Linked DNA regions of Homo sapiens: region 1 is linked to region 2. The links are chromatin loops, found by intact Hi-C in ENCODE. Cell type or tissue: mammary epithelial cell. All regions are shown on one strand. Each heading gives the region's core, and the rest is flanking DNA. Links, peaks and the distances in the headings are about the cores only.

Evidence for each region. Hi-C counts contacts between places; a loop is a spot of excess contacts. Peaks named below come from ENCODE experiments on the same cell type or tissue, not always from the same donor. Only the 100,000 strongest peaks of a DNase experiment are listed, where the experiment ranks them.
Region 1: it touches region 2 in a loop (2.0-fold over the local background); 3 of 110 quality-filtered maps call a loop at or near these places.

Annotation. Positions count from the first base shown.
Region 1 is chr1:212,258,462-212,263,844 of GRCh38, reverse strand. The region is part of intron 1 of LINC02608 (long intergenic non-protein coding RNA 2608); the gene reads left to right. Among named protein-coding and RNA genes, the nearest start is that of LINC02608, 24 kb to the left of the region's middle. RefSeq lists an enhancer at 4,177-4,346. In mammary epithelial cell, for the core only: no CTCF peak of the experiment used is centred there; a DNase peak (open chromatin) is centred at 2,724; H3K27ac peaks cover 1,277 bases.
Region 2 is chr1:212,177,464-212,182,846 of GRCh38, reverse strand. No RefSeq gene overlaps it. Among named protein-coding and RNA genes, the nearest start is that of MIR3122, 100 kb to the right of the region's middle. In mammary epithelial cell, for the core only: no CTCF peak of the experiment used is centred there; a DNase peak (open chromatin) is centred at 3,006; H3K27ac peaks cover 1,621 bases.

The DNA.
Region 1 (5,383 bases), core at 280-5,279, 81 kb before region 2:
ATCAGCTCGTAGAACTGTAGAAATACATAAAAGAAAGTAAATGTAATGATCTTGTGCTCTTTTCCAATGCCCATTGGTTGAGTAGTGGAGAGATCTTTACAAAGGTTTAATGTACTGTTAATTCTCATTTAAAATTTTCTTGAAACAAAAGGAATACTTTCCAAATATTTAATAATAAAAGACCAAAAACAGCAGTGTGATTTTGTTTTCTCATTGATATCACACAGCATATGAATGAGCTAAATTTGAAGCTTCGAGGAAAGGAAAAGTCTTATCCATGACCTAGCTAGACAAGTACAAAAATCTATGTTGAAACTAAAATTTTTCGTAATACAAATCAATAACAATCTTATACATTCTTCTAACAAATTAACATGCAAATTTTCATTATAATAAACAGTATTATGCAAATTTGTTGTGAAACTAAGAATATGAATACATTATATAATTGATGAATGTATCATTTATTTTCAACTTATGTAATACCCCTTTGAATTCAACTTTAATAATACTGAGTTGACACAAGAGTTACTGAATTAAACAGACATAATTTGAAACTGATAATAAGTTTGCTTTAAAGTCAAGTTAATTCTTCTAAAAATAAAGAAACCAGATTTGACAATATGGATGTAAATGTTAAAAGAAAATTATTTTTGGTACTCAACTTAGTTATTGGAAAACTTTTAAGTATGTTTGGAATAACTTGGGTATGTGAATCTATTTTTTAAAACTATAAAGTGTGTGAAATATACAGATCAAATATTTCTGATGCAAATTTAGCATTTGAATTGAAATATGCTGTATGTTTAAAAATACTCAATTCAGAGATTTCACATTAAAAAGAATATAATATATATTTAATAATTTTTAATATGGATTATATGTTGAAATAATATTTTGGCTGGGCATGGTAGTCCAAGCTACTCAGGAGGCTGAGGTGGGAGGATCCCTTGAGCCTAGGAGTTTGAGGCTGCAATAAGCTATGATTGCACCATTGCACTTCAGCCTGGGTGACAGAGCAAGACTGTCTCTAAAAACATAAAACATAAAAATGAATTTTAAAATACTTTGGAGATATTTGGTTAAATAAAATGTATTATTAAAATTAATTTTACTTGTTTCTTTTTATTTTTTAATGTGGCTGCTAGAACATTTAAAATTATGTATATGTCTCACATTTGTGGCTAGTTTCTGACATTTCTTAGTTGTATACCTTAGGCAGGTGTTTTAACATCTCCACACTTCAGTTTTTCCCATCTAAAAATGGGGTTAACAAGAGTTCTTACTTTATAGAGTTGTTGTAAGAATACTTAAATAGTGTCTGGCATATAGTGATTACCATGTGTAATTGCTATTATTATTATTATTAACTATGTGATCTTGAGAAGTTCCTTAACCATTAATTTACTCATATGTAAAATGGTGATAACAACATCTACCTCACAAGACTACTTCTTGAATTAAATGAGATACGATATACAAGATTGCTTGGCAGGAGGTAGGTGACCACAACATTGCTGAAACTTCCAGATCTTTGATGATATTCAGAAGGTTCTGTTATCTGGCTTATCTTGCCCCTCTTAAATTCAATTGTGTTTGTGTGTGCGTGTGTATGTGTGTGTGAGAAAAGTTGTAAATTATAAGGTGCTCTTTAGTTGTTAAACATTATTTTTATTATCCCCTACCATAAAACTGTCTCTCCAAGTATATGTTCCCTAAACTTGCCTTACTTAAAGCCTTCCTAGCCCCACTCACTCACCAGCTAGACTGAAATTTTGCTTTTCCATGAGGCCCTCACTGTGGATTCCAGCCCCAGTATAATCTCCTAACCCTCTAAATTCCTGAGACATTTCCCACCCATTGTATATTTTTGTCAGGTAATCCTATACTACTTTGTATTATTGTTTAATATTATCACCTGTATGTCTCCCTGGTCAGGCTACAGTGACTGTTTTATAACTTGTGAATTTCCCAACAGCACATGATAATTGCTCAAAAAAACATTTGGCCACCAAGTGGGAACATTTGGAAAAATTGGAAGGGAAAAAGGAGTTTTGACCCTGGAGATCTGGGTATACTCTGTAAAGGACAAAAAGTATCACGGGATAGAAGGAGTTTTATGCAAAAGTTTGAGATAAGCTTGAAAGGGCTGAGTACAGCTGATATGGAAAAAGAAGGGCGGAGGTGGTGGCTAAGGACAGAGCAGAGATTAGGAGCATAGTGGACACCTGCCCTGCAGGACAGTCCTGGAACTCAAAGCAGAGCTCTGTCTTTCCCATGGTTCCCCCAACAGCTATTTCCAGCCACACCCAATTTTAGAAGGTGCCACAAGGCCTCAGCCAATCAATTATCTTGCAAATCTCAGGCAGCTCATTCTGAGAGTTGCCTTCCTCTTGCCCTGGGAGCTTTCCCCACACCCAGGCATTTAACATGTTTTGAAATTCTTTCTTCTGCTTGAAGTTTTTGCTGACCACCTGACAGTGAATGAAAGCAGGTGCCCTACTCTACTGCCTTCTGAACTCATAAATCCCTCCTGGGTACTCTATCAGAAGAAAATACCCTACCACCTGAGTCATTGCAGAATCTACCATCTCCAAACACAGTGCCTACTCCATAACATGATGAATTGATGTCACCAAGTTGATGCTTGTTTGGGCCACAGTGAAGGAAAAACACAGCTAACATGGAGAAAAAGAAACTGCTGTTCAACCATGACTCATGGGCTTACCTCACAACACAAGGTTCAGGTTTGTTTTGCATTTTTGTGGCTCCAAGGTGATAGTGAATTGGCAAGGAGAAAAGGAGACAGCATGGTGGAAGTCAGGAGAGGTGTGATTCAGTTCTTGTCACCAACCGCAGTATGAGTTGGGCTGGGTATCAACTCATTTGAGTTTGAAAAATACAGACATGTCTTACCGCCTCAAAATTTTTTTATTCAAAGTTAGTCTGTTCCCACTAGGCATGATGCCCCAATGACAATCACACCTGAAAGGGGTCTGACACTATCCCTGGGAAAGGATCGCTAATTTCTGGATCTGGGGAAGTAGGACATGCCAAGTCTAGTTACCTTGGCCACCTGGCTCAAGGACATGGAACTAACAGAGACCAGCATACATGGATAGGGACCCAGCTGGCTTGATCTTTCACTCTTGCTTTTTTTTTTTTTTTTTTTAAATCCAACCAGGTTCAGCCAGACTCTTCCTCTCTCTTTGAAATGTTATTCCCAGCCCCAGGCCAAAATCTGATTACATAATTAGGCACTCAGTAAGTGTTCTCCAATGCTGATTTTTAATGAACTTGGACAATGCTGCTTCCTGTTTTGAAAGAGACAAACCCATTTGAAAAGCTAGCCTGTGCCCCTAATACCCACAGCATCTTGGAAATCAAATGGGCATTTTAATCACTTTAGAGGCAAAACCAATCAGATATAAATAGGTTAAAGTTCTTACAACTTTAAGACGGCAGCTGTTGAAAAGGAAAATTTGGTAGCAGGATATGATTGTGAAGCCAAAACTAGTACTGGCTGATCTATCTATCTATCTATCTATCTATCTATCTATCTATCTATCTATCTATCTATCCATCCATCCATCCTACCTAGTCACAGATTGTTCTGGGCTAACATCAAGATTATGAGACCTGGCGAGGTAGCTCATGCCTGTAATTCCAGCAATTTGGGAGGCTAAGGCAGGAGGATTGCTTGAGCCCAGGAGTTCAAGATCAGCCTGGGCAATATGGTGAGAACCCATCTCTACAAAGAATGAAAATATTAGCTAGGTGTGGTGGTACATGCCTATAGTCCTGGGTACTCAGGAGGCTAGGGTGGGAGGATCACCTGAGCTCAGGAGGTCAAGGCTGCAGTGAGCTGTGATTATGCCACTGCACTCCAGCCTGGGCAACAGAGCAAGACCTTGTCTCAAAAAAAAAAAAAAATTATGACTATGCTGACTCAGGAGTCTACCATTTTCCTGAGATTTTGGACTGGCAGGTAAAAGATATTTGTAAGACTTTGGATGGCATCTTCCTAACAAATCACTTCTCGGTCTCCTGGGTAACTTTAGAGGGCACTTTGGAGTTAATTCGAGGCCGTTTTAAGTGCCACACCAGGCCTGCTGATGTTCCTTAGTGGAAGTAGAATTAGGCTGACTTTCCCAGCATTTTTGATATGTGTTGAGTAGTACAAGGGGCATGAGGAAAAGGAAATGTTGGAGATAGCAGGCTTGCTGGGAGAAAGGGTAGACATTGAGGAGGGGTGTTGTACTTATTTACCATAAAAGCTGTTCTATCTTCTCACCCTATATCCATGACTACAACTCAGGATTAAATGCTAACACTAGTATTTCCTTGCTTAAAACCTTTCATCTGAACAATGCTTCCCACTGCATCCTTGGTCTGACATTTAAATTCAAATTTGGTTCTGCCTGTATCTTCAAAATCATTTCTCAACACTCCCTGTCACTAAACACTGCTTACAGTTCCCAGTGAGGTGGGAACTCTCTTTTATGCCTTTGCCCAGATTGAGCTCTAAGATTGCCTTTTTCCCACCTTCTTTACCATCTATTTTCTATGTGTTCTTCAAGATAACTCAGGTACCACCATCCTTGACACTGTCCTGAGCTCAATCTCCCCCCTCTGTTACCTCTGAGCACCCCAGGCAGATCTCTATCATAGTCACAGGATACTGTAATCATCTCTTTGCTTTTTTGTCCCCAACTAGACTGGATCATAGACTCTTTGAAGGTAAAACTATTTATTAAGCATCATTATATTTCTGTGACTTGTACAATGCCAGTCACTTGTAGACACTCAATAAATGTTGATGAATTAATTAATTTGGTATAGATTGGGGGTAGAACCATCCCAACCAACTGGCATTGCACAATGCCATAGACTAGAGCTGGCCTCATCTCCAGTTCTCTCCTGGGCACAGGCCTGGAGCTCCACTGGCACCCTAGGAGCTCGGTCCTGTGTCTACACACAGACTCACATTATTCTCTCCATCTAGACTTGGAATCTTCAGCTCCAAGCTCCATGCTCTCCCTCTTTCCTCTTTTGGAAATTTGTTTTTCCTTCTTTCTTTTTCTTTCTTTTTTTGAGATGGAGTTTCGCTCTTGTTGCCCAGGCTGCACTGCAATGGCACAATCTCGGCTCACCGCAACCTCCGCCTCCTGAGTTCAAGCGATTTTCCTGCCTCAGCCTCCTGAGTAGCTGGGATTACAGGCATGTGCCACCACGCCTGGCTAATTTTGTATTTTTAGTAGAGGTGGGGTTTCTCCATGTTGGTCAGGCTGGTCTCGAACTCCCGACTTCAGTTGGTCCACCCGCCTCGGCCTCCCAAAGTGCTGGGATTACAGGCGTGAGCCACCGCGCCCAGCCAGATATT
Region 2 (5,383 bases), core at 156-5,155:
TGCCTCTAGAGAACCTGACCTCAGACAGAATATGCACCTTCTGAAGATTCCTGATTTACTACATCCTTATTGCTTAAGAATTCTATTTTTAGAAATACTATGTCCACTGGAGACAATTTGAAACTTAATCACAATGAAAAGTAGGAAGCAGTTGAAGGTGTGGGAGGTGGCAGATGGGTAATTGAAGGATAATTAAAGATCCTGAGGTAAAGAACTAACTGCAGCTTGATACGGTCTGAATGTTTGTGTCCCCCAGAACATTCATATGGTGAAACCTAATCCCCAGTGTGATAGTATTAGGAGGTGGGGTCTTTGGGAGATTATTAGGTCATGATGGTAGCGACCTCACTGATGGGATTAGTGCCCTTAGAAGAGAGACCCTGAGAGATCCCTTGGCCCTCTGCCATGTAAGCATGGCCATCTATGAACCAGGAAGCAGGCCCTCACCAGACACTGATTCTCCCACATGTCGTGATCTTGGACTTCCCAGAAGGGTGAGAAATAAATTTCTGTTATTTATAAGCCACTCGGACTATGACAGTTCGTTATAACAGCCCAATAGACTAAGACATAGCTGATGGCTACATGTAGAATTAGAGTTCTTTTGGGTTTGAATGGGTTAGGAACAGAAGTCTGTGAAGACTTTTGGAATAACCATACCTAACCTTAAACCAGAGTAGGCCATTTGGAATCATCCAGGTGAACATGTTGCTCCTTTTCCTCAGCAACTATTAGAGCCTGCAGGTTACCTCTCTGGTCCCAGAACAAATATCCCATTTTCCTCTAAAGGAGTCTGCCATTTGATCCAGAGGCCCGGTGGTTTAAGATCTAAGGACAAAAAAAAAAAAAAAAAAAAAAAAAAACAGAAACAGGAAAGCCAAGGGTGTGAGCAATGGTGAAAAGAAAGAAGGGGGCAAACTGAGAGACAAGAAGGAGGCTACAGACTAGAGAAGGAAAACTTAGGGTATCTTGAAACTTCAGTCGCAATTCTTTCTTTCTTCTCTGTGGGAGAAGAAGATAGTCAAGCGGGAAAGTTGAAGTTCAGCAGTGGCAAACGCCCCACCACTACCCTTCCCCACTCCCTGCCTCCCCCATCTCCCCACCTTCTACCCACTTTTTGAAGAGAGGATCTTAGATAAGGGAGCCTGGGCAGAGTGTTTGGAAGTGCTCTCTTATTGAGAGTCTGGGCAGATTCCAACCTGGCATTCAAGGTAGATGGCAATTCCACTGCCAAGCATTTCTGAAGAGGCCAATATCTGAAGAGGCTGTGATCTAGAATCATTAACAAATTCAACCAAATGTTAAGAAAATGAGAAAGGACTCCATGCAGGTAGGCAGTCAGTCTTCCTCTGGGTTCTTGTGCTATCTTTATCTTCGTCAGAATCAGAATAGAAATGATTAAGTACACACCTGAATATACCCCTTAGGTGCTGAGAACATACAGTCCTTCAAACGCTGCCTTCACCTTAGGGAGGGCGTGCCCTTTGAGTTCCATTTTCAGGACTGTGATTGGGTTTTATAGGGCCAGTCACAGGTTATGGTAATAACTAACAATTGAACAGGACATTAGAGCTTCCAAAATACTTTCACAAATATTATTTAGCTGCCACTATCTTAGTCCATTTGTGCTGATATAACAAAATACCAGAGGCTGGTTAGCTTATAAATAGCAGAAATGTATTTCTCACTGTTCTGAAGTCTGAGAAGTCCAAGATCAAGACACTGGCAGACTCAGTGTCTGGTGACTGCTTTCTGGTTCATAAATGGCACTTTCTACTTGTACCCTCACATGGTGGTTGGGATGAACAAGCTCCCTTGGACCTATTGTGTAAGGGCACTGATTGTATTCATAAGGGTGCTGTTCTCATGACCCAATCACCTCCCCAAACGTTCTACCTCCTAATATCATCACCTTAGGGGTTAGAATTTCAACATAGGAATTTTGCGGGGACATAAACATTCAGATCATAGCAACCACTCATCTGTATGGTAGCTACTCTTACTGTTGTTGTTGTTTACGTTTTTTCAGACGGGTGCAGTAAGGGTCAGAGCAATTCAGAAATTTGCCCAAGATCCCATAGCCAACAAGAGGCAATCCTTTTCTTCTGGTCTAAAATCTATATATTTCACACTGTCGCTGTCCCATTCTCTGCTCACTGGAGTCTTCTTGTGTCCTGATACCCAGAGAAAGGAGTTCTAAGATCCTAGCGAGGGCAACAGGGAGCTGGCCATCCATGGGCTCCCAAAAACCTACACTATCTCTCAAGGGGGACTTCCCATACTTGTTGGAAAAGGAACATTAAATTCCACCCTTTTTTTACTTTAAGGACCACTCTCAACTTTCTGGACACAGAAGGCACTTCATTGTCCGCCTGATTTGCCCTCTCTCATTCTCAGGATGGAAGACCTCTCTAGCCAATGGGAAGATGGCAAGATGTGTGAATGTACCCCTGGGAGCAAAATCACAGAGCCTGTGTAATCCTCTATACATGTAGGGACTGAGTGTGGGTATCTCTGGCCAGTGTGGATGTTGACCACGTTGTTTCGTAACCCTGCCTCACTTGCTCCTCTCTCCCCAACCTCCAGAACTGCCTATCTAACTCATCTGTGGTGATGGAATGCTATTTCTTTCACATTACCCTGATTAAGTATCATTAGAAAGGTAACTGCTGTGCTTAAAACAAATAAATCACCTAACACATTCCAGAGATAAATTCAAATTATTTTTAGATAATCCATCCTTTTGGATTATCCAAATGACCACTGCTTCCCCTAGCAGGAATAATTGAGAACTGAGACAAAAAGAAACTTAACCAAAATTTAAGCCAACCTGCAGACCAGCTATAAGGCTTACTGTGGAAGAAAATATATAGTGATGGCATTTGGGAGTATGTGTCATCCCTAGGAACATGGTGGTGGTAATTTCAGCATTTGCAAAGCTCTGACTCATAGCAAAGCATGCTGTGCTATGGGGATAGACCCAGCTCTGGATTGGACAGTTTCTGAGGCACAGTCACCCAACAGGCCCAGGAAGCTTATTAATCCTCATCAGGGTGTGATTACGGTTCCCAACCCAAGCCAGCAGTGAACACAAATGCCGTGCTGAGATTCCCAGGCTGGAACATGTGGGGGCAAGACTTGCCCAGGAAGGGATATAGAAGAGTCTTTACACTACACTATCCTATACTACAGTTCCTCCTCTCATGCTCACAGAATAGAGACAGCTTAGTCTAGGGTAGAGAGGGCACCAGGCTGGGGTGGTGGCATGGGGGACAGGGATCAGAGGCAGGATGGGTGGCTTGACCTCAGCCTTAGAGTAGTCATGCCTGCCATTCCTCAGCACCACCAAAGTGGGGCAAAGCAGCTATGCCTGTACCTGCAGGACTGTTGGCAAAACAAAGAGGACCTTTGAGGGTGCTTGGAGCTAGAAAATTCTGCTCCCCTTGTCAACAACACTGAACCCTGATTTTGGAGATCCTTGCGTCAGTTGTGGAGGCAATGAGGCAGAAGTACAAGGGAAAGCTCCTACCCGCTGGGAACTGCTGCTGTAATGTGAGGGGAGTTCTGGGTCAAATGCCAAAGCCCCTAGAGGTGTTTGGGAACAGGCTGTGGAGCTGCTCCATGAACTAAAGGGCTCTTAAGTTCTTTCCATTCCTAACATTCTGTGATTCTAATTTAATGGGAGACTGGAAAAACATATGTCGAAAATACACAAATGCTAAGCAGCAAGAAATGTAGTGACAGAGTGAAGCCTTGACTTCCTGCCTTGAGCATGATCTGTATAGGTTGTGGTGCTCAGCCAGGGCCCAGACCACCAATAGTAGAGCTGAAGACAGGAAGACAGTGAGGCTGGACATGGGATGAAGGGCGTGAGTATGAGAAAAGACAGTGAGTCTAGTTGAAAGTTCAGAGAGCTGTTGTAAAAGAGATTGGAAAGAGGAAACTCCAAAAAATGACTTCTTTTTTTTTTTTTTAACTCAGAGTCTGGAAATCTCTTTTCTCCTGGAGAAGAGAAACTTGGCTGTTGTTTCATTTGAGATATTAAGTTCTTCTCGTGTAAGATGATTCCACTCTTCCCCCGAAAAGGGTTTTTGGTGAGAGGGAGGTGGGTGCAGAGGATTCGGGGCTTCTTTGGGCCTTGTCTGCAGTGACTGAGGCATCTCAGGACCCTGCCTCCTGTGGATCAAAAACCTGAGATGGGTTCCTCTCCTGCAAACACCTAAGCAATTGTCATGTGGATGGACTGAAGATACTTTTGTGACTGCTCAGTAAATGTCTCAAGGGAAGATCATTTGGAGGGTAAGCTAGGAAAGGGGAGAGGTAACTAGAGTGTTCTAAAGCTAAGCAGATTCCAGCAAGCAGGAAGGTTTTCTAGAAAGGGGGAGTTCAAATCTGCTTGACTGATGAAGGTGAGCTGTCTTCTGTCTGACGCATGACCTGCAAATGCATCTCTGTGTGTACTAACCTGATCTGCTCTGGTGGTACGGCTCTTAAACATCCAAGTTGGTCAAATCTCCTTTGATGGATTAGAGCAAGCCAAGGATGTTTATTGAGCACCTCCTGCCTGAGGAGGCTTTGTAGTACCTTGGAAAGTGCCTGAGTTCTGTGGCCAAAAGGATCCAGTACAAGTCCTGCCCGGGCCACTTACTAGTCACATCTCCTTGAGTAAGTTGCTTGATCTCTCTGATCCTGCAGGGTCCTTAGTTATAAAATGGGGACGGTCACTCACTTCACAGGGTTGGGTTGAGAATGAAATCTGACTAAGGCCCAGAGGTAGTGCCTTGGGCCTGTCTGTTGTGTTTCTTCTTGGCATTCATGATAAGAGCTGAGAAATGAAATTTCAAAAGGAGAAATAGTAGCTAAGAGCACATGAATAAAACTTCCAGTAGATAGACAGATTTTCATTTTTCTTTTCACATTTCAGTATTATTTGTGACTATTCTTGTATGAGAATATTTCTGTCAGGGCTTAAATGTGTCAAACAAGAAAGAATCGGAGGAACCAGAAGTCTGGGTTTCTGCTCCAGCTGCTATTAACTGAGAGAGACCTTGGGCAAAACCTTTGATCTTATTGAGCCTTGATGATCTCATCTGTAAAATGGGAAGACTGGGGCCTCTCTCAAAGGGTTGTGGTTAGGATCAAATAAAATCATAAATGTAAAATCCCTTGATGAACTAGGGGGAATGTGACACAAATGGAAGCTAGTTTTTGCATGTCAGATGTTCATCGATCATCTGCTTGAAGCATACATATTAACTGGGTTGATTTCCTAGGCAGTCTTATCCATATTTTGGCAGACATGTGCACCTGCTTTTTCTTTTCTTTTCTTTTTTTTTTGAGACAGAGTCTCACTCTGTCACCCAGGCTAGAGTGCAGTGGTGTG